Regions from separate parts of the Homo sapiens genome. Here all the other regions are linked to region 3. The links are chromatin loops, found by intact Hi-C in ENCODE. Cell type or tissue: K562. All regions are shown on one strand. Region 1 has its middle 15 kb from the start of THBS1. Region 2 overlaps LOC105370784 (a long non-coding RNA gene). Region 3 has its middle 130 kb from the start of THBS1.

Region 1 (8,000 bases), 110 kb after region 3:
CAATAGTTCATTGTCAAATCTTACCTGCTTCACAAAATTTGGGTAATCTATGGTCTAGAAAAGACACTGCCTTTTATAACATTGAATAATAACAAAATGGCCATATATTCAATAAATACTAAGTAATTACTAAATAATTCAGCCTGGTAAACCATTTTTAATTGTGTCAAAAGCCAAAGGTATCATTCAATCTTTCCTCATTTGAGATGTATTGCATTTCTTATATGTGATGGTTAATTTTAGGTATAAACCTGACTGGATTAATGGATACTCAGGTGCTTGGTAAAATAATATTTCTGAGTATGTCTGTGAGGGTGTTTCTGAGAGATTAGCATTTGAATCAGAGGACTGAGTGAGGAAGATTGCCCTCACCAAGAAGGGTGAGCATCATCCAATCCATCAAGGGCCAAAGTAGAATAAAAAGGCAGAGAAAGGGCGAATTTGCCCTCCTGGATCTGGGACATCCACCTTCTCCTGCCCGCAGACATCAGAACTCCAGGTTCTGGGGCTTTAGGACTCAGGGATTTACACCAGTGCCTCCCACCCCCCAGATTCTCAAGCCGTTAACCTCGGACTGAGAATTATACCATCATCTCCCCCAGTTTTCAGGCCTTTAGACTCAGACTGAATTATACCTTTAGCTTCCCTGGTTCTCCAGCTTCCACCTGGAATATCATGAGACTTCCCAGCCTCCAGAATAACATGAGTCAAAGCTCATGTACCCCGCTCTTAGAGAGAAAGAGAAATTCTATTGGTTCTGCTTCTCTGGAGAACCCTGTCTAATACAATATACAAGGCAACTCTTTACTGTGAGGAAAATGGAGTCATTCAATCCTCACCATCCCAAACAGAACAGGCTCTTCCACCACAGCCTCTATCAGGCCCTTGTCGGCAGGCCTGGGGCATGAAATCACATAAAGTGGACTCTGGATGGAGAAGGCATTCAGGAACCAGTGCACCGGTCTGCAGTGTGCAATAACCTCACTCATGTGCCCCTATACCTCCATTTTCTACCTCTCTCTAATAAGAACATGAGGGATTGCTTTTAATACACAGATTAGCATTTGGGCCATTCATATAAACATACAACAATCCTGTCAACAGTATTATAGTTGGTGTCCTATAGTTGTGCCTCCTCTAACCTGTGAATTAGCAATAGATCATCCTATCCAGAGGCTTGGTCTGTGTGCTTCTTCTAAAGGTATCAAAATAAAGAAGTTGTTTCTTCTTTTCTCTGCTCCATAATCAATATACAACACAAAGCTTCATTCATGCATAGTTTGAGCTAGGTCATAGCATGACCATGTCCTAGAACTTACTTTCTGCCTTCCGATATCCATAGTAAATAGCCAAAATATGTACTCAATACATCCATTTTTAAAACTAGTCAATTTAAGATAAGAAATATCACAAATGGGTTTTTGGCATTATAAGATAAAAAGATCAATTGATTGAAAGTCTCGTTCCTTAAGATTGAATTTAATTGGTTTGATTGACATCATTTATCCACAGTCCATAAACCAAAGTTATCCATCATCATTGATGAACGGCATTTGAAAACTATCATCAAATTAGTTGCTTAGAAATGCCAAGATGCCACCTTAGACAAGGAAGGCCTCTGGCAAAATATATTCATGTGCTGCCTAATGACTTTTGTCCACCATGGACTGCATATATGACAGTAGACTCATAAGATTATAATACTGTATTTTATTGTATCTCCTCTAAGATTAGATATGTTTAGCTACACAAATACTTACCATTGTGTTACAATTTCCTACAATATTCAGTACAGTAACATGCTGTACTTGTTTGTAGCTCAGGAACAATAGGCTATACCATATAGCCTAGGCATGTAATAGCCTATACCATCCAGGTGTGTGTAAGTTCACTCTATGATGTTCACACAAAGATGAAATCGCCTAAGGAAGGACACAACTCTCAGAACGTATCTGGACTGTAGGAGAACAACAATCTGATTATCAGATCTTCAAAACGTGGGCAGCCTTACAAGATTCAGAGTTTAACTGATAAGCATGTAATTTGCAATTTCCTAACCCTGGAATTTGTCAAGATAATGTTATAATAGTCCCTTATAGAACTAATAGACTCTTCCAATAAGTAGATGCTGCTTTGTGAATTCAGTCCTATCGTGAGACTTCTGAATTGGGATCTTGGAATCTCATTAGCCTCAGAATCCTAAATTTATAATAAAGATGCATAGAGGCATAGTGAGTAGCATTTGGAAGATGCTCTTAATTCTCAGTTCTCCAGTTTGTCTTAATCTTTTTATATAAACTCCTCTAATCCTCAACCTGGCTTCTGCCTGTGCAAAAGTCAATATATGAGTTAGTTACTACTCCCCAGTGAAAGACGATAACATTTTAGGAGTGATACTTTATGTATATTTAGCATTTGTCATCCCTAAACTTCAGTTATAGAAATTCTCGCATGAATCCCCAAAATATGTCAGTGAACTAACAGTCTGTAAACATACAATCATGGCATTTAATATCGTATTAGCTACACAGAAAAATAAGGTATTTTATAGCACATGCTCAAGAGATTTCACTATTGACATTAAAATCTCCAATGGAAATACTCCTTGGAATTGAGGATATATTGCAGTAGTGGTAAAAAATATTAATATTTGTTGAGAACTCACCATAGCCCTGGCATTCTGCTAAATATTGGATATCCTTTTCTCATTTAAACCTCACTGCTATCCTAGGAAGTAGAAACTATTATTACCCCTATTTTACCAGAAGCAAATTGAATCAAGAGAGTAACTGTTTTACCCAAAATCATCAGCAGGAATGTTGCCAAACAATGGCCTCACTGCCTAAGGTACACAGAAGTCAGTACTATGGCACCAGCTTTTGAGAAAAGAAAGGGCTTTATTGCAAGTCAACTGCCAAGGAGACAGGAGCCAACACTCAAATCTGTCTTCCTGAACAAGGGTTTGAGAGCAGGTTTTCCAGGCAAACAGCAACAATGCAAGGGACAGGAAAATGAAACAAGGCATGATCTGATTGGATCATGCAAAGAAGTCACGCCAGGTCTTTGGTTAAGTCCATACGGCAGCAAAACAGGGCACCCCTTGCTTCTTAATTTGGCCCTTGCTCCTTGATCCAAGCACTTGGGTTCCACACATCATTGACTTTTTTATTCCAGCTGGCTCCAGGGTCCTGAATCAGGTACCCTTAGTTCATTTGGGCATGCTCAGGTAATGTGACCAGCAACCTGGGGGTCCCTTGCACTGAAAAACTCATCATTTTGTTACTGACAACGTTGAATTGGTTCTGCCATTACAGAATGACAAATTAACAGGAACTGCAGTGATCTACATGAGGTGTTGGTATCTTGGGCTAGGTCATAACAATGGAAATAGAAATGAGTGGATCTGGGGTCACTTTGCAGGCAACAGCAGCTGCTGATAGACTGAGTGTAGCAGGTGGAGAAGCAGCAGCAATCGGGGTGGCTGCTAGGATTCTGCTTGAGTAGTTGCCCTGATGGCATTTATGTATATGAGAGAGAAGTAGGTTGATGCGTGTTCCCAAGAGGAGAATAAAACACATTGTAGTCATGATCTACAAATTAAACATACAATTATACACACAGACACATGTATCTATACATATTTAAAACATGATCCTAGAGAAGGATGTTTTTTCTCTTGCTGTTTTTCATACTGTCCTATCATGGGAGACCCACAATTAGGACTCTGAAGACAGCTGTTTGCTTGGGGTTTTGCTAATGCTTCGGTGTATCAAAGTAAGGCACACACTCCTGAGGAGAAATCTGGCATGGAAACATCCTTAAATGCCACCCTACCCCTCATGGTTTATATAAGCCTTAGCTACAGCATTGTCTAGAAATGGCTATTCTTTGTCTTTTCTTTGGAACACATTTCTCACTTCAAATGCAACTACCCTTTGCCAGCCCAGGATTTTCCCAATACTGAACGGGTGCCCATCTTCAAGGACAATTCCAAATGTGTGCCCCTGCCTTTGGAACAATGAAGAGGGTTTCGCTCATTGTTTTTCTTGTCTTATCTGCATCCAGAAATTTCTGGCTTGTGCCATTTTAATTTTATATACTTTTACTTTATTTCATTTGAATTTTAGAAAATAATGAGTATTTAAGAGAATAAGTGTTTGAATTTAAACAACTAGGAGTAGGATTACTGCATGTAGAGCCTGGGATTGCCATTTGAAGTCATTAACCAGCCTGAGACCAACCTTTCCAGCATGCCTGCAGGGATGTCTTCCCGGGTTCTGATACATCGCACATTGTGTGACTCCCAAGCAAGCTCTTGGCCACTCAAAGAAAAACCACTGAATCAAAGGAGATGGCATATGAGTCATTTCATCAATTACTTATTTCACATAGATTTAAAACTATGTCTTGCTGAGCTCAACTTGACTGCATGTTTGAATAGTGAAAGACATTGTGTGAAAAAGAAAAGGGGCAAATCTAATCACAGGCACAAATACCCTTCTAGAACCACATTTTAGATAAGAGTGTCCCGCAGAGGCCGGGTGCGGTGGCTTACGCCTGTAATCCCAGCACTTTGGGAGGCCAAGGCAGCCGGATCACGAGGTCAGGAGATCGAGACCATCCTGGCTAACATGGTGAAACCCCGTCTCTACTAAAAAATACAAAAAATTAGCAGGGTGTGGTGGCGGGCGCCTGTAGTCCCAGCTACTAGGGAGGCTAAGGCAGGAGAATGGAGTGAACCCAGGAGGTTGCAGTGAGCTGAGATCGCGCCACTGCACTCCAGCCTGGGTGACAGAGTGAGACTCCGTCTCAAAAAATAAATAAATAAATAAATAAGAGTGTCCCGCAGAACAACAGTTCCTTGGGATATTAACAGGTATTCTCTCTTTTTTTTGCAAATTTTATTTCTTTTAAAAAATTATTGTAGGCACATAGTAGGTGTATATATTTATGGAGTACATGAGATGTTTTGAAACAGGCATGCAATGTAAAATAAGCATACCATGGCAACTGGGTTATCCGTCCCCTCAAGCGTTTATCCGTTGAGTGCAAACAATTCAGTTACACTCCATACATTATTTTAAAATGTACAGTTAAGTTATTGACTATATTCACCCGTTGTCTTATTCATTCTTTCTATTTTGTGTACCCATTAACCATTTCCACCCATTCCCAGCCCCCCACTTAACAGCGTACTCCAAAAGGGGAAAAATGATCTGTGGTCACGTGAGTAATGCTAGGTTAAGTAAATTTGAACAGGTTTCTTTACTATAGACTTCTCTAGATCTTTTTGTTGTTGATGCTTTTTTGTTTTGTTTTGTTTTGTTTTGTTTGAGATGGAGTCTTGCTCTGTTACCCAGGCTGGAGTGCAGTGGTGCAATCTCAGCTCACTGCAACCTCCACCTCCCAGGTTCAAGTGATTCTCCTGCCTCAGCCTCTCAAGTAGTAGTTGAGATTACAGGTCCGCACCATCATGCCTGGCTAATTTTTGTATTTTTAGTAGAGATGGGGTTTCACCATGTTGGCCAAGCTGTTCTCAAACTCCTCAGGTGATCCACCTGCCTCAGCCTCCCAAAGTGCTAGGATTACAGGCATGAGCTACCGCGCCCGGCCGACTTCTCCAGATCTTTAATGTGATGCTAATAGGTTCTGTATCTCCAAGAAAGGAGAGAGGGCATTTAACTGTTTCCCAAACTTATTTAATCACAGAAAGCTATTTTTGAGAATGTTTTGTGGCACATATTTTGAGAATCTCAATTCCAAAGGAAAGAAAAACATAAATAAGGGCTTAATTGAAAGGACAACCTCATTTAAAAGTTGACATAGAGGCCATTATTTGGGTCACAGAAAACTAAGGCCTGAGATTTGTCATGGAGTTCATGTCCCCATTTGGTCACTAAGATAGAGACTTGTCATTGTAATGGCTGCTCAGCACTGGTGAACACCCGCCATGAACTGACCCAAACCAGTGTGGCCACACATGAGGCGAGGCATGCCCGTTATCACACTACCAAATACGGAAACCAAGTCTTAAACCAATTTTTTGCTCCATATACAGACATTTACTTTACAATTGCTTATTAACAATTCATACAACACGTTTGGTTAGCTCAAAGAAGTCCCATTTTCTGTCCTTTTAGGGGCTCTCAGCACCACCTTGACTGAAACATTTTCTCAAGGCAGACATGGCAACATGCCCGAGGCAGGATTCTGGAAGGTTCCTAGGCCATGCCGGGCAACTTGGAATTCTCCAACTAAGTGGGTGGACACTGGGCCAGTTAGCGATCAAGTCTCAGGCACTATCCCTAAGAAAAAGGCTGCAGTCTTTGCTGGAGCCTTATACCCTCTTCATTAAAAACAGGAAGGGCTCTAATATTTTAGCCAATCGAGGTAGCAGTATTAGTTTGTGAGGGACCACAGGCTGGTAACAATAGAAATTTATTTTCCCAGAGTGCTGGAGGCTGGAATGCTAAGATCCAGGTGTTGGCAGGCTTGGTTTCTCCTGAGGTCTCTCCCCTTGTTTTGCAGATGGTCATCTTCTCACTGAGTCCTCACATGGCCTTTTCTCTGTACATGCACATCCCTGGTGTCCCTGAGTGTCCAAATCCCCTCATCTTATAAGGACTTCAGTCAGATTGGATTAGGGCCACAATAATGGCCTCATTTTAATGTAATCACCTCTTCAAAAATCCTATCTTTAAATATAGTCACATTCTGAGGTACTGGCGCTTAGGGCTTAAACATATGAATTGGTAGCAGGGACACAATTCAGCCCATACCAGTATCCTAAATATTGTTTTTTTTATTATAATGATATCCCATATCTAATGTTCATTTTGCTAATTAATGTCACTAGTTTCCACAGTGAAAACTCCTTTCGGATATTCACTATGCTAATTAGCAAAGTCTCATACACTTCTCTTCTTTTTTAATATAATTTCAACTTTTCTTTTAGATGTGGGGGTTCACGTGCAGGTTTGTTACCTGGGTATATTGTGTGACGCTGAGGTTTGAGGTATGAATGAATCCATCACTGAGATAGGGAGCATAGTACCCAATAGGTCGTTTTTCAGTCCCTTACTCCCCTCCTTCTCTTCCCCCGCTAGTAGTACCCAGTGCCTATTGTTGCCATCTCTATGTCCATGTGTACCAAATATTTAGCCCCCACTTATAAGTGAGAATATGTGGTATATGGTTTTCTGTTCCTGCATTAATTCACTCAGAATATCAGCCTCCAGCTGCATTCATGTTGCTGCAAAGGACATGATTTTGTTCCTTTTCATGGTTGCATAGTATTCTATGGTATATGTGTACCACATTTTCTTTATCCAATCCACCATTGATGGGCACCTAGATTGGTTCCATGTCTTTGCTATTGTCTCACTCACTTCCTTACATCACTAGCTCCATAATCAGTCAGGTGCAAGGGCATCTGATTGACTGAGCCTAATAGCAAGGGAGGCTGGTGAAGTATGTTTTTGGCTTTTATCCTGGGAGGAAAGGACTCATATAATTGGGCTCTTTTTTGCAGTATCTGTATTTCTTTGCATATTTCAGCATAGACAATGTGATATCATCTGTATGCCAGCTTCAATGCTAAGGGCAGCCAATTACCTTAATAGAGAATGTACACTGGAGGGTTGCTTACGTAGCAACACTCAGGAGACTTCAACAAATGCTCCGTTTATACCTATAAACTGAGTAGTGTCCTCATAGGATCAGCGTTGGATGGGGTTTGGCCAAATGTCATTATTTCAACTGGTTCTCTGTCTTTTGGAGATTCTGTGTTACCTCACAGATAATTCTTGTAATAAATCCCTTTTCTGCTTAAACTAGCCAGAATTCATCTTTGCAGCCAAGACACCTGATACAGTTACCAATCCTTAGATTTTCAGAAAGCATATGCAAGATATGTTATGGTATAGTGATCTCCTCTCTCATAAAACCAGGGAATCACAGGTTGACCAGCTGACCTGCCTAATTTAGACATCTCTATACCT
Region 2 (8,000 bases), 55 kb after region 3:
CCTCCCACAGAAGGAAGCTGAAGACACCAACTGAGCCCCCTCTGATTACAAAAGCCTTACTAGCCACTCTAGCCTCTAGTGACCATCCATTCTGCACTTCCCTCCAGGACCAGAAAAGAACAAAAAATGATAGCATTTCATCAATACCATCTAAAGCCACTTTGAACATTTGTGAGGTTAAAATCACGGCAAAACAGTTACCCATGAGCAAAAAGATAGGACTATGATGGTATGGACAGAGACATTAGAGATATTTAAAGTTCTAGTTTTTCTGGGTTTTTTTTTCCTCTTTGGTAATGTTGTGGTGGCTGTTTTTGTTTGTTTGTTTGTTTGTTTTGAACGGCTACCAGGAAAAGGAGTTTTATTAACACAGTTTATTTGTACATAGGATAAAGTCAAAGGGAATTATAATGGTAGGAGACAGAGAATACTCCACAGCAGGGAAAACTCAAAAATTACCCTTGCTTTTGTGACTTGAAGTTGCTTACCACCTGTGTCATTGGGAAAGTATGTCTGCATCTCAAGAATAGCTCATATGTGATCTCCTCACCATTATTATGATAATGTAGCATTAATTCAGCATTTACCATGTGCCAGTCATTGTATGAGGCCTTGGTATATGGTTTCTTAAAAATTGTTGTTAAGGCAAAGACAACTCTTCTCCCTCCTGCCTTTCTTCTCAGCACCATTTTTGTTTGATGCCACACTTGTGACATTTGGAACTCGCAGAGGTCCTGCCTTCAAAGAAAAAGCTCTCCTGGCTCCTCTTCAGAGAAGGCCATTCTCACACAGGGCTCACCTGTGAGGCTGTGGGACCAAGAGCTCCCTGAGTCCACAAACCAGACCTGCCTTTGCGGCCACTCCTGTTGGGGTTGTGGGTTAATTGCTGCACTGTGTTTTGGTGCCGATTTTAAGGCATATTTTTATATACACATTTTCTCAAAAGTGCAAATTTGGTGTCAGGTTTTATATATAGGTCACCATAATTTGTATTATGTCCCCTCATTCAAGGAAGGTGTCTGTTAAACTTGTTAATAAAAACAGAAAGAAATGGTTTTTTTTAAAGTTTTGTGGTTGTTGTCATCGTGAAGCAGTACCAGTATTCAAAGGCCAGATTTGTCTGGTTTTACAGTTCATGCTCTTAAACACAAGACCATTCAAGTTCCAGAGTCATATTCGTGAACAGTTTACACATTGGTTAAAATTTATGAGCAAGTTTCTCCCCAATTGCCCTTCATTCTCTCTCACACACACACACACACACACACACACACACACCACTACACACCACTGACCCTCACTCTTTCTCCCTGCCCAGGGAGACAATTAATGCCATCATCACATTGCTCAGGGAGCCCAGGCTGAATCTAACGGTGGGAAGCTTCCTACTGCCCTCTGACGTCTCCTGTCTCTTTCACAGACTCTTCTCCCTTTGTCCAGCCCATGAGTGTGTTTGGTTCTTGGAATTCCATCTCTGGCCCAGTCTTCTTCCTACCCTACATGCTTTCCTCCCCACCCTTAGCTTCCACCCACACGCAACCCTTTGCTCACACCACCCCCATCCGTGACTCCAGGCAAGATCTTGCTCCTGACCTCAGGCTGTGTAACTACAGCTGCTTCCTTCCCTGTGGCCACCTCGGCCTAGCCACTGGATTGTGAGGTCCTCAAAGATGAGAACCACGCCTCACTCAGCTTCACGCATCCTGCATTTCATATATTTTTAAATATAATATATAAACATGTAAGTGAATGAATAAGTGGGTTCAATTACTGTCTGTTTCATGAATAACAAGTTAAGGTAAAAAGAGAAAGAAAAACTTTAAAAGGAGAAGCCATACGTAGCTTTGTCTTCTCACCTAAGATAGAATGTGCTAGAGTGGATTCCACGAGATAGAACAGGTGTGCTAGACAGTGGCATGGGCAAGTATGCTTGCCAAATACTAGATTTTAAAAATAATTAAGCGGGACATTTTGATCCTCTAATATACATTACTACAGTTCAAATATTCAAAATATATACATAAAATCAGGTATCACTTAATAACAGGGATACCTTCTGAGAAATGTGTCATTAGGTGATTTTGTCCTATGTGAACATCAGAGTGCACTTACACAAACCTAGATGATAGAGCCTACTACACAACTAGGCTAGATGGTGTAGCCTATCGCTCCTAGATTACAAACCTGCTCTGCATGTTACTGTACTGAATACTGTAGGCAACTGTAGCACAATGGTAAGCACTTGTGTATCTAAACATATTTAAAAGTAGAGAAAGTACAGTAAAAATAAGATATCATAATCTTATGGGACCACTGTTGCATATACAGCCCATCATTGATGAAAATGTAGTTATGTGCCACGTGACTATATTTTACATTTTTCAGCACTTGTTAAATGTATTTGATTACATTTCTGTTTGGGTTTGTTTGTTTATTTAGTACACATTCACTGTTCTGCAGACTGAGATTCTATAGTTAACCAATTGGGAGAACTACGCCCTGGAATATAGGATCCTTGATTAGTCACTGCTCATAAGAAAATAATTTTTAAAACAACAACAACAAAAACCCTTCAAAATTGACACAATGGTTGTATTCAGAGCTTTTAACCTTTTCTAAGAACAAATCAGTGGATCTATGCAGACACAAAAGAGACTGAGACTTGGCCTCCCGGGAACCACACCCCAGAGGGCGGGGGATCTGGACGTGGCCACACTTCAGGTCGCTCGGGTTTTCTATCCATCAGGCCACCACTGGCAACTCACTTGCTATGATGAATACCGCTTTCTTCCTGCAGCCGCAAGTCAGTGACATTTTGGTCATGAAACCCACATGCACTGGCTCTAAACTGCAGCGCCTCTCTGGGGTCTGGGGGTGGAGGGTGACTCCTCATGCTACAGCAGCTGCAGGAAGCGCTGGGTGACATCACCTCCCCCTAAGCCAAGAAGGTCAGGCCCAGAGCAGCCATCTTTGGACAGAAAACACACAAATAATCCACCTCTTTCCACCCTGGAGAATGAGCTCACAACTGCGGGGGGCCCAGCTCTGTATGCATGCCAGGTGATGTCAGGGTGAGTGTCCTGGCATCCTGACACTCTGCAGGTGCTCCATTCATGGACACCCCACAGTCCACACCAGATGGCAGCGTGGGAGAGGGACATCAGCTCTAGACCTTCCCTCACTTCTAGTTATAAGCCTTTGGGGGACTGACTCGCCCATTTTCTTGGACTGTGTTATATGAATGTTGGGCCAATCATAATGGGATAGATACTGGGGTAGGGTGGGGATGGAGAAGGGCTTCTCTAGAGGTTTCTGTACAAATAAAATTCCTGGCAATAAGCTCTCACTTCTATCATCAACTGCTATTCTCTGGGTCATGGAAAATCCTGCATGGTTGGTCACACAGGGGGATGGAGTGGAAAAGTTGAAAGAGAACTGATTGGCTCTCGGAAAGGTGAACAGAGCTATAATAGAATGGAAGAGAAGCCCACACAACAAGTTGGACAACCTGACACCTAACCTGGGCTTCCCGATTCCGGACTTTGCTTTGTCCAAAGCCAAGTGGCAAAGAGAGTTCAAAATTACCCTGTATTTTGATTCCATGAAAAATGAGATTTTTTGTTGTTGTTCAATTGCTGATACACTTGGCCTTACTATACCCTGCTTTCTCATCGCAAATAGAAAATGGGCATGAATATAAATAGTGTGTTTCTTTGAATCCCTCAAAAGAAAAGTTTCCAGTTTGACACCCACATTTAAATTGCCTATAATTTCCTCATTGGAATCTTTGAAGCCCAAGGCCTTTCTGTGTCAGGAGGTGACTGTTGATCTGCCTGACAGATGACGTGTCGGGGACACTCACATGGTTACCTTAGAAAGATGTACCCTTAAAAGGAAGAAGTCCCATCAAGCATTGACTCCAGCATTTAATCTCATGCCGGAAGCTGACTGAGGTGGCTATTTAAGGAAGGAAAGGAGACAAGGAAGACAGGAGGGAGAGAAAGCAGGACAAATGGAAAGAGGAAATGGAGAGATGGTATGGGGAAAGGGAAAAGAAAGGAAGGGAAGCATGGAGGGAGGAAGAGATGGAAGGAAGGAGGAAAAGGGGGAAGAAAACTTGAGCTAATGAGGAGCCCATTGGATTCTGTAAATAAACCACAGAAACAATGAAGCCTGGTTCTTCTGAAAAGGGTTCCCACTTTCCCCAACTTCATCCTGGTTCAACCAGCCTCAAGACTGAGGCGACTCAGGCAGCTCTCAGCGGCTTCAGCCTGCAGTCCCAGTGGGCTGTGAGTCACGGGCTGCGCTGCAAGCAGGCTGCTCTGAGAGAGCCCTGGAGAGCTGGCCGTGGGTGTTCAGACCATTCCTGCTGCTGGTCAGGAACGTCCCTTCAGGAAGTTCGTTCACTCCAAGGTCGTTCTCTTTAGGATTTAATGAACAAGCCACAAAAATGAAGGGGACCCAAGGTTTGAATCCTGAAGCCCCAAACAATATGCCAGCCAGTTTATTTTTCCTCTTGGAGCTTAGCACATCCTTCAGGAAACTGCAGAAAAGAGTGACCTCGTCGTGAAGGTTCCTGCCTGTAAAAGACACAGTCCTTTCATGGCACACAGATGCCTCTGGCAGGGCAGAGGAAAATGCTTCAACTTCGACAAAAGAGGCATCTCTACCTGCTGTCAACAGCTGGCTCCTGGCAGAACTGGGAAGGTCCAGGGACAAGAATCTGAATCCTACATCCTCAGCCTACTGGGGCCAACAGCACCTTTGCCTCTCAGCACCCATCAATCACAGCCCTCCACCAGCTCATCCTCGATGAGTTGTCCCTAAGCAGTTCAGCCCCATAGCCTTCTCTTGGGATGACTCCAGGCTTTCCCCACACTTCTGTCATTACCAAGCTGAACAAAACAGCTCCTCTCCTGGAATTCATCCAGCTGCCGACTTGCGAGGGTACATGAGCAGCTGTTGTTACAGTGGAGAGAAGAGGGTGTGGGCTTTAGAGTCAGACAGCCAGGGCTCGAATTCCAGTTCTGCAATTACTTGCTGGTGACCTTGGGAAAGTAACTTAACTTCTCTGAGACTCAACTTTCCTATGCTAGAAGTCATGATAATAATAGTAGGGTCGTTATGAGGATTGCATGTGTCATCTCTCTGAGAGCAGAGAAACTGTCTATTTATTAGTGTTTAACCCACATAAAGCATTGAGTAAATATTTATTGAATACATGCAAAATGCTTCACACAGTGTTTAGCACATAGACGACTGCAATGAATGGATAGTATTATCTTCCTTCTCTTTATTTTCTGCCTCTCTCAATGCTTCCCATGGAGGAGCTTATTTTGACCCTTGTGTCAGTCAGGGTCCCAGCAGGAAACAGATGTTGTGTTCCAAATGGGGAGATCTTCATGAAGGAGCCATCTGCAGGGGTGGCTGAGAGAACCAACAGGGAGAGTTAAGCATCCCACAAGTAGCCACAGCAGAAAGGTGCCAACTCTCCTCTCCCTGGAGGGTCAAGCAGGGAGCTGCTACCAGAGCCCTAAGTGAGAGAGCTATAGCTGTGAGGCCAGCTGCAGAGGATCCAAACCCTTCAGGGAACAGCAGAGCAGGGAGGGAAAAGGGGAAATTAACACCCAAGCCTTCCTCTCCTCCCACTCTATGATCTCTTGCTGCTGCCTCCCAATGGCCAAGCCCAATATCCACTGATGAGATCCTTGTAAATCAGCTTCCACAGAGCAGCCCAGAGAAGGGTAGGCTGGATCTAGCAGTGCAAATGGAGAAAATCTAGCACAGCCATTAAATCTCCAAGGATTTATGTGAATAGTCATCTTTCCTCATCTACATAGGTTCTTCTGCAGATTTACACTACAAAAGACAATATCTTCTCAAAAAAAGCTGAGATCAACAGGAGACTTTAGATTCAAAGATGATATGAACCACAATTTCACCTTGTACGTCTTCCTGTTGGGGGAATCTAAACAACTGGAGCACAGCTGTTCCATGGAGCTGGTTCCACAGCTGTATCACACCTTTGCTGCCCTTTCTCATACTACAAATTTTTACATGTAAAATCTAGAAATGGACATATTTCCATGCCTTGAAAACAATAGAAGGTGAATCCAGGCATGAATAACCTATAGGTAATTTTCTATGTTTGCAATATATGGGTATTTTTAAATACATAATAATTAAAATCTACTGACACTTTCCTGTCATCTTTGTATTGCATATTGTGTTTGTAAGAAGAAATTCTAGGCTTGAAGAGCTAAATAAGTCCACTGCTAAAGTGCTGGCATATTGGTGGCAGGGGATAAGCCAGATAGCAATTGGAAGCCAGTTCTGCAGAGGCCCCCTGGTCTTTGAAGGTTGGCATTCACTTTCCCAACACTGCACAGGTTGGGTGGACATCCTGCTAACTGGCATTCAGCCCTACTACCCAACAGCTGCCAAGAGGCCCAACGCCTTCACTGGATGTGGAACTCAGTGCTGGTATCTGAACACTAGCCCTCTAGAGGGTCAGCTTCATCTGTTAAGTGTATGCAAAAATGTATAAAGCAAGACGATAACCATGTTAAAATGAAAGCATACTCACAGTGAGGCATGGTTAGTTCTTCATGGACTCTGCTTCAATCTAGTTACCTGGCCCTGAGAAAATGGCTGTATTTAGAAATGGATGGAAGAAATGAAGGTGTTGATGAGGATAGCCAAGAATTTTGGAGCATTTCTTTTGTTCTAGACACTACACTAACTGACTCACATAGGTTAACTCAACCCCATGGCCCCCTACCCCGCCTCGCAAATAAGCATATGTTGTAGATTTTCCTTTAGAGATGAGGAACACAAAGCCAAGTGATATTAAGTTACTTGCCTAAGATAACAAAGCTGATGAGTGGAAGAGCTGGGATTGAAAATCAAGCAGTCTAACTCCAGATTGTACTTTTAACCACCAGACGATTCTGCCTCTGATTATGTTCCCTAAATATTCAGAGAGAGAGAGAGAAAAAAATTGGAAGAACATGTATTTTTCAACTTAAAAGCAGCTTGCTTCAGAGAGTGAGATAATAAGTGAATGTTTCTCTCTACTTTCTACTTTTTTGCTCTTTATTTTATTTAGGAGTCAATATATTAATTTCATAATGGAAAACATAAACTTCATGTCAAAAACCTATTTGAGGAATCTGGTTCTGTTATGAAAGTATGAGTCCCCTATAGCCTAGACCTCTTGCAGATGACAACTGCAAACCCTACACAGAATAGAAGCCAAGAATAGGCCAACACATATATAGTCAACTGATTTTCATTTAAGGTGCTAAGGCAATTTAATGAGGAAAGAATAGCCTTTCCAACACATGCTACCAAATCAATTACCTATCCATAAAGGAATAAATGAATATTGACCCCTAACTCTCTTCATATACAAAAAGGAATTTGAAATGGATCACAGACTTCCATGCAAAATATAAAATTACAAAACTTCTAAAAAAGATAAAGGAGAAAAGTTTTGTAACCTTGGAGTGGGCAAACTTTTCTTAGGAAGAAAGTAAAAATAATGGAGCATTTATTAGAAATGTTGTTTGCTCAATGCTACTTCATCACAATTAAACACTTTTATTCTGTGAAAAATACCATTAAGAAAACAGACAGGCAAGCCACTGCCTAGGAGAAAATATCCAAAGGACTTGTAACCAAAATGTATAGAGAACCCTTACAACTCAATAATTACTTACAATTATTGAACTAGACAAACAACCTATTTTCTTTAATGGGCGATGAAAGTTGAACAGACACTTCAAAAGAGTATCTATCAAGGGCTAAAATCATATATAAAGATGTTTAACATCATTGGTCATCAGGGAAATGTAAGTGAAAACCACAGTGAAATATCACTCCACATCCATCAGAAAGATTTAAATTAAAAAGACCAACCATACTAAGCGTTGGCAATGATGCAGAGCAAGCAGAACTTGTATACACTACTGGTGGAAATAGCAAATGATACAAATTTT
Region 3 (8,000 bases):
TGGCAAATCCAGAACTAAATTTTAGGTGCCCACTAGCTTCCAATCTTCAGTGTTTTCCATCAGATTTCACAGTTTCTACTGAACAACGTGTAAGTAACACGATTCTACAAGCAGGGCAATGGGTTGTTTTCAAGATATATACCTTTAGGTATTCGTAATGGAGTTTGGCAGCTTCAGAAAAACTAAGTTGTTTACATTCAACTGTCTCTTAACAGCACGAGCTAACTGTCCAAATGCAGTCAGAGATGTTAGAATTAATACTGAACGCCAAAGAACCCATCCCTTTTTTAATATCTTGAAACTGAGCCAGTAAAATGTCTTCCGGTTATTAATTTCCATAGTCATTTTCCTTTTATTCCATAAACGGGGGAAGGAAGAGCAGGAAAAATCCCTTTTCTCCTCCCAGGGCAGGATTACTAGTATCTACTATTGAGAAATCCATCTTCAGGTCAGAAATGTCCATCATCCAATGTTGATTGAGCAACAAAGTGTGAAGGGTCTTTTGCCAAGCCCTAGGCACCAGACACTGTAGAATCTCTTAGTGAGATTCTAAATTCACCCAGGCTAGACATGATTGTCTTCCAATTTTGGCCATGATTGATAAAAGAGAAAAATCAGTGGAAAAGCCAGAAATGTGAAAAGAATTTGACACTTCTGAAAGCTATTTGTTTGGGTTTGGTTTCTATTGGATGTAGAAATCAAAATCTCAAATAAAATTTTACTTGACCTGTATCTTATCTATATTTTACTTGGTCTATACCCAATAGTTTCTAGATCAAATTAATTAATGATGACCAAGAAAATTTCCATTTAGGTTTTCACTCACTATAATGGGAGCTAACACAGAGCAGGGATTTTTGCCTGGTTTCTTGACTGAATTTTCCCAAGTGCTTTGAACAGTGCCTGCCATACAAGTGTTTAACAAATAATTTAATAAGTAAGTAAAATCTGTGGCAAGATATTTCTTTCTAATGTCACTTGGACCTTGAGTGAACAAAAGACCGAATCTCCAGTATGCTCACATTTTTTAGATATAGTTACATTTTTGCGAGTTTGGGGTTATTGCCCCAGCAAAACTCTCCATTTGGAGAAAGAGGAGAGGATGAAATCTCTTGAACTGAGCCAGATGTCTCAGATATTTTCTTAACCTTTGAGTTGTTAAGATTTTGAAACATATCTCATGCTTATTATTTTACATAAAAGTTTTAAGGTTTGCCTTTACTTTTTAACTAGGCCCAGTTTAAGAACAAAACACAGTTTACTTTTTTTGTTTGTTTGTTTTTGAGATGGAGTCTCGCTGTTGTCGCCCGGGCTGGAGTGCAATGGCACAATATCGGCTCACTGCAATCTCCACCTCCTGGGTTCCAGCAATTCTCCTGCCTCAGCCTCCCAAGTCGGGGAAAAAAAAATAGAAATCTATTGGAAGAACACAAGATAGACTAGAAAATTTAGGGGAAAATTGAAGAATGGACTCCGAAGGAAAGGAAATTAAGGTATTTCTGGGGATCTAGGGAACAAAAGCCATGGATAGCACTGCAGGGTACACCTGCTTGGGAAACAGCCACAGTGGTCACTCTATTCAGTATTTGAATTCCAGACAGAAAGGCTAAGGAAGCGTGAGGCACTTGGACAGAATCCCACCAATACTGTAAACCATGGAGAAATGCATATCCCAAAGTGGGTGACTATTACCAGCATATCGGGAAATGGACCCTGAACAGGCAAGAACAGGTGTCCCTTACAACAGTGACTCCACAAGTACATGACCTACAACTGGAAAAGCATATCCCATCCTGGACAGAACATACGGCTGCCCTTCATGAAGGTGAACACTGGTAACAGATCCAAACAGCAACTGGGAAAGTCTTTAGGGGGCCAAATAAAAACAGTCTATTCAGCAAAATTTATACACAATTTGTTAAAATTGGTGTTGCATCAGGGACATGTCTCCTGCCCTGTGAAATGCAAGAGCTCTGAAATGTAAAAAAGGCAAGGCACCCTATGTAAACAGACTTCATTTTACGAATGAAATTGTCAACAGAAGCAGATTCGTGTATTTCCCCATTATGGGCTTTTACTGGTACTTCGTGTCTTTGGTCTTAATCAAAATACAGGAAGTCCCTGCTTTGCACGACAGCACAGACCATAGAAATGACTGTGCAAGATGAAACCATGTAAAGTGATCTGAATAATCAATGAGGAAAATTATAATTATTCCACAGCCTTTAAAAAATGTTGTCAAAGCATTAAAAACACCTCCTGTTTGTTATATATATGTAAATGAAAAGATAAAATTATATTTATTTAGTACACTATTATTTAAGTATTAGAAATAATTAGAATTAAAATATTTTATTTCTTTGCAAAAAAAAAAAATGTTACCCACAGTAGTTTGAACAGGGCTTGCCTTCTTTTTCTCATGGTACAATTATGGAATGAGCATCTTTTCTATGCCTTGGCAAAGTGTAATGCTTCTTTCTAAATTTGGGTTAGTTTCCAACATTTTATCCTTTGTGCTTTCAATGTTGTGAAATATCTCCAAGAGTTCCTTTAACATGAAGTGATTTCTTTTGAGCGTCACTTCCTCTGGGACATTTTCATCTTTTTCGTCACAGCCACTCTCCTCCTTTACGTGCATAAGTCCATCTTTACTAAGTTTCCCTGGCTGCATATCTAGAGTGTCAGCAGCAAGGTCACCAATTCCACAGTCAGCTATTTCTTCTAATTCCATTGACATTTGATTCAAATTTTACATTCATCATTATCAAATTTTGTTCTTTGCTTTATTTTTATCTTTAGTGGTCAATTCCCATTTTCTAACATTCATTTTTATAAAATGTCACATGAATTTATTACTAGTGACAAGGAGACACAGATTGGTGACAGATTATGAAGGGCATCTGTCACTGATGTAGCAATTTTTCTTCTGCAGAGGCAGCAGCATAGTCTGTGCTTCATGCAATCACTCACGGTTAATATACCAGGGTAACTGAAATTTGAACCATGCTGTTAGGGACTGGTGTTATTGAAGCAAACCGTGGTAACTGAAATCCACACATATCAGAACTCTGCAAAGTGAGAGCTGCCTGTATTGTGAAATATTCTGCTGGAAGCCTTTTAATGGGCCCTGAGACCTCTTATGACTTCTTTATTGCCCTATTTTTGGGAAATTCTTAGATAGGAAAACATCGTGTCTTATCAATATTTGCTTATAACTGTAACACAGAGTAGATTATATTTGATCACTGACTGCCTTGGAACTATCCAATAAATCTTATGTTTTACCCTCTGCCAAACAAGTTAGATTTTGGAACATCAATTTATTCTATCTGCAATGAAGCAAGATCATCTTTAGCTTCTACCTGTAAGGTTGAAACTAGTGAAACACTCCTCGCCCTTCAAGACCCAACTCAAATGTCACCTTCTCAATGAGCCTTTCCTGCACCCATCAGTTAGTCACACATCTTGAAGAACAAAGATTCTTCTTGTTCACCTTTATGTCCTTTGTACCCTGCACAGTGCCTAGCCCATATGAGATGCACAAATATTTCTTGAGTAATGATAATTTATCTCAAACTTTTTTAAAAAGTGTATTTTTCTAGTCAATAATTGGATGCTTCCCAGCATGACATTGTAAGTAAAAGGCCCAAAAGGAATAGTAGCCAAGAGACACAGTTTGATGGCCTAGCATTTACATCCAAGAGTACCAGAATCTAGTTCCAAATACTGGAGGGCCATCTTGGGTGTGATGGTCAGGACAGACTGGGGAAAGCCCCACTGAGTGGGCGTATGATCTGCATATAAATTTTGCTGACTCACGCTGGCTTCGGTGTTTGCAGTCCTCTCAATCCATAATGGATAACACATGGGGGAAGAGAGTTATGAAAAAAACATAGTCATATGGTTCAGTGTATAGATCTGAGGAAAATACCTTTTAAATGAAATTGAGCCAAACGTCTGTCTCACTCTGTTTGCAAAGTACACAGTACTGTATGGACTAATCAAACTTTATAGCTCTCCTGTGCAATCTTGTACATTCCTAAAAACATGTTTCTCCCAGAGCTGTCACTTGTTGGAAATGTGTCACTGACCAAACAGTGTTTTCTATACTACACAGAATGAAATGTAAATATCATACAAAGTCCATTTGACCGAGCTCATGGGAAAGCATGAAACAATATACATTCCACATTATGTCTTTCTCTCACAAACTACACACATGCACCACACAAAAATCAGAAACAAAAGCAAGAAAGTATTTGGCTCATTGGGCAAGTTACACAACACTCATTTCATTAAATTAATTCTTTTATCTGCAAATCCCTACAAATACTTAGTAAACTTCACCTGATGAAAGGGATTATTGTCATTTTACAGAAAACAAAGCAGTAAGCGTTTGTCCAATTGCACAATGGAACTCAGAAAAACCCAGCTTTCCTGAACCCAAAAGTTCACACAGATGTAAAAGCTATACAAGAGAACCATAAGAGGCTGCAATACATCTTTATACATGTTGTCACCACACAGTCAAGCTCCACAGAGTCAGGAGGCATGTGGATGTGTGTCTACACATTCAAGCACATGCATGAAGATGTAAGAGCAGGTAGACACTCCCACATGGAGATTATGGCTTCAGCAAAGCATGAAGAAGGTAGTGTGTGCATGATGAGTGTGAGAGGCGGATATAGTCAGCAAGCCAAAGAGTGACATGATGGGAGAGTGGCAGAATTTAAATCTGGGCAAAGTCAACTAGTATTGTGAAGAGTTTCAAATGTTTCATCTCAAGAATACAGTCTATAGACAATCGGACCTACATCTCCAGATTTTGAAAGTGAAGTTATATGAAGGCGTTTCTTCTTATTTGAAGAAGCACTGTTCTGCAGCAATAGAGCAAGCATGCACTTTCGAGTTTTGTTGTTGGCAGTGGCGGTGGCCATGGTGGGAGTGGTTTTTTTTTTTGTTTTTTTCTGGCAGAGACTATAGTTCTGATCTGGCAGGCCCAGTGAGAACTTTGCAATATGTCAAATGTATGACAACAAGAATTCTTACCTAATCATGTTTTGAATATTAGAAATCAGTAGTCCTTAATGGCTTAATATATTCTTAGTAAAGCAGCCCTAAGACAGAGTTCTTGGTGGATAATACTTGTCCGTAAGTTCAGAAAAAAGGATTTGCATCTATGTATTAACCCATCAGGAAGATTGGCTCACACTCGGACTCTACTTTAAGCTACAGAGGCAAGGGCTGCATCAACAGACTCCCAGAAACCACAAGGACTTCCATCCTCACAGCTCTGAAGATATGAGAGTGGCGGTGACCAGCTGTCCACGCAGGGACTTGAGGCTCAGCTGGGAAGAGGAGGCCTTGGTTTGGCCACCGGACACTCAGTTTACATTTCATCCTGTTTGCCCAGAGCCTGATCACATTCTGCCTCATATCCATGCTGCACTCTTCACAGTTTGCCTCTAGCATCTTCCCGAAGGGATAGACTGTGCCCCACAAGCTCACTGCTCTGCACACACCAGGCACAAAGCGGGTGTGTGAGTAGAAGGAAAGTCACCAAGAATCTTTTCTTTATAAGATATAAGAAATGTAATGTTCAGTGTGCCTTAGGAAACAAACTGATGTCTTTCTATGAATGGGGGGTCCCCAAGGCACCTCAGAATTTTTTTTTACAACATGTTTTGATATACAACTACATGGTGAAATCATTACTATTGTGAAATGAATTAACATGTCTATTGTCTCACATAGTTATTTTTGTGATAAGATACCTAAAATCTATTCTCTTAGCAAATTTTTAGTGCACAACACAACACTAACTATAGCCCTCGTGCTGTACTTTAGCTCTCTAGACTTCTTTATCCTACATAACTGCAGCTTCATACGCTTTAACCTACATCTCCCTCCATCCGCTCCTCCCTGCTGCCCATGGTAACCACTATTCTACTCTATTTCTACACATTCAGCTTTTTTTGGATCTCTGCACTTGTAAGTGCAGTCACACAGTATTTTTATATCTGTTTCGGGCCGATTTCACTTGGCATAATGTCCTCCAGGTTCACCCATGTTGTTCCAAATGACAGAATCTCCTTATTTTTTTAAGGCTGAATAATATTTCATTGTATGTATTGTGTGTATGTATATATACACCACAATTTCTTTTTTTTAACTTTTAGGTTCAGGGGTACGTGTTCAGGTCTGTTATACAGGTAAATTGTAAGTCACAGGGGTTTGGTGTACAGATTATTTTGCCACCCAGGTAATCAGCATAGCACATGACAAGTAGTTTATTCATTCTTCCTGCACCCTTAAGTATGACCTGGTGTCTGCTGTTCCCTTCTTTGTGTCCTTGTGTACTCAATGTTTAGGTCTCACTTATAAGTGAAAACACGTGATATTTGGTTTTCTGTTCCAGTGTCAGTTTGCTTAGGATTAAGGCCTCTAGCTCCATCCACATTTGTTCAAAGGACATGTTCTCATTCCTTTTTATGGCTGCATAGTGTTCCACAGTATGTATGCGCCACATTTTCTTTATTCAGTCTACTGTTGACGGGCAGCAAGATTGATTCCACATTTTTGCTGTTGTGAATAGTGCTGTGATGAACATACACATGTATGTGGCTTTATGGTAGAATGATTTCTATTCCTTTGGGTATATACCCAATAATGGAATTGCTGGGCCCAGTGGTAGTTCTGCTTTGAGTTCTTTGAGAAATTACCAAACTGCTTTCCACAGTGGCTGAACTAGTTTACATTTCCACCAGCAGTGTATAAGTGTTTTTTTTTCCCCACAACCTCACCAGCATCTTTTATTTTTTGACTTTTTAATAATAGGGAACCTAACTAGTGTGAGATGGTACCTGTTTGTGGTTTTGCTTTGAATTTCTCTAATGATTAGTGATATTGAGCATTTTATCATGTGCTTGTTGTCCATGTGTATGTCTTCTTTTGAAAAGCATCTGTTCATGTCCTTTGCCCACTTTTTAATGGGGTTGTTTTTGGCTTAAGTTCCTTATATACTTCTGGATATTACACCTCCCATTCTGTAGGTTGTCTGTTTACTCTATTGATAGTTCTTTCACTCTGCAGAAACTCTTTCGTTTAATTAGGTCGCATCTAACCATTTTTGTTTTTACTGCAATTGTTTTTGGCTTGTTATGAAATTTTTGCCAGGTCCTATATCCAGAATGGTATTTCCTAGGTTATCTTCCAGGATTTTTATACTTTTACGTTTAACATCTAAACCTTTAATCCATATTCAGTTGATTTTTGTATATGGTCCAGTTTCAATCTTCTGCACATGGCTAGCCAGTTATCCCAGCACCATTTATTGAATAGGGTGTTATTTCCCTGTTGCTTGTTTTTGTCAACTTTGTAGAAGATCAAATAGTTGCAGGTGTGCAGCATTATTTCTGGGATCTCAATCCTGTTCCATTGATCCATGTGTCTGTTTTTGTACAAGTACCATGCTGTTTTGGTTACTATAGTCTTTTATTATAGTATAAACTTCCTTAACATGATGCTTCCAGTATTGTTCTTTTTGCTTAGGACTGCGTTGCCTATTCAAGGTCCCTTTGGTTCCATACAAATTTTAAAATAGTTTTTTGTAATTCTGTAAAGAATGTCACTGGTAGTTTGATATAGGAAGAGTATTGAATCTATAAACTGCTTAGAGCCGTATGGCCATTTTAACAATATTGATTCTTCCTATCCATGAGCATGGAACGTTTTTCCATTTGTTTTTGTCATCTGATTTCTTTGAGCAGTGTTTTATAATTCTTGTTGTAGAGATCTTTCACCTCCCCGGTTAGCTGTATTCCTAGATATTTTATTCTATTACTAATTATTACAGTTGAGTGTGGAATTATTACATCATCTGTTTTAGTCTGTTCAGGTTGTCATAACAGAATAACACAGACAGGATGGCTTATAAACAACAGAAATTTATTTCTTACAGTCTGAAAGCTGGGAGGTCCAAGGTCAAGACACTGGCAGAT

Evidence for each region. A loop is a pair of places that touch in the nucleus more often than their neighbours do. Peaks named below come from ENCODE experiments on the same cell type or tissue, not always from the same donor. Only the 100,000 strongest peaks of a DNase experiment are listed, where the experiment ranks them.
Region 1: a loop joins it to region 3, with 2.1 times the contacts of the local background. A loop is called at or near these places in 6 of 110 quality-filtered maps.
Region 2: a loop joins it to region 3, with 5 times the contacts of the local background. A loop is called at or near these places in 2 of 110 quality-filtered maps.

The regions. Positions count from the first base shown.
Region 1 is chr15:39,561,729-39,569,728 of GRCh38, forward strand. No RefSeq gene overlaps it. Among named protein-coding and RNA genes, the nearest start is that of THBS1, 15 kb to the right of the region's middle. In K562, no CTCF peak of the experiment used is centred here; no DNase peak of the experiment used is centred here; H3K27me3 peaks cover 2,865 bases.
Region 2 is chr15:39,507,213-39,515,212 of GRCh38, forward strand. LOC105370784 (a long non-coding RNA gene) reads right to left here. Exons shown (of 3, transcript XR_001751505.1): 2 at 6,587-6,969; 3 at 5,194-5,427. Among named protein-coding and RNA genes, the nearest start is that of THBS1, 70 kb to the right of the region's middle. In K562, a CTCF peak has its summit at 3,132 (motif pointing right); a DNase peak (open chromatin) is centred at 4,289.
Region 3 is chr15:39,451,806-39,459,805 of GRCh38, forward strand. No RefSeq gene overlaps it. Among named protein-coding and RNA genes, the nearest start is that of THBS1, 130 kb to the right of the region's middle. In K562, no CTCF peak of the experiment used is centred here; a DNase peak (open chromatin) is centred at 3,776.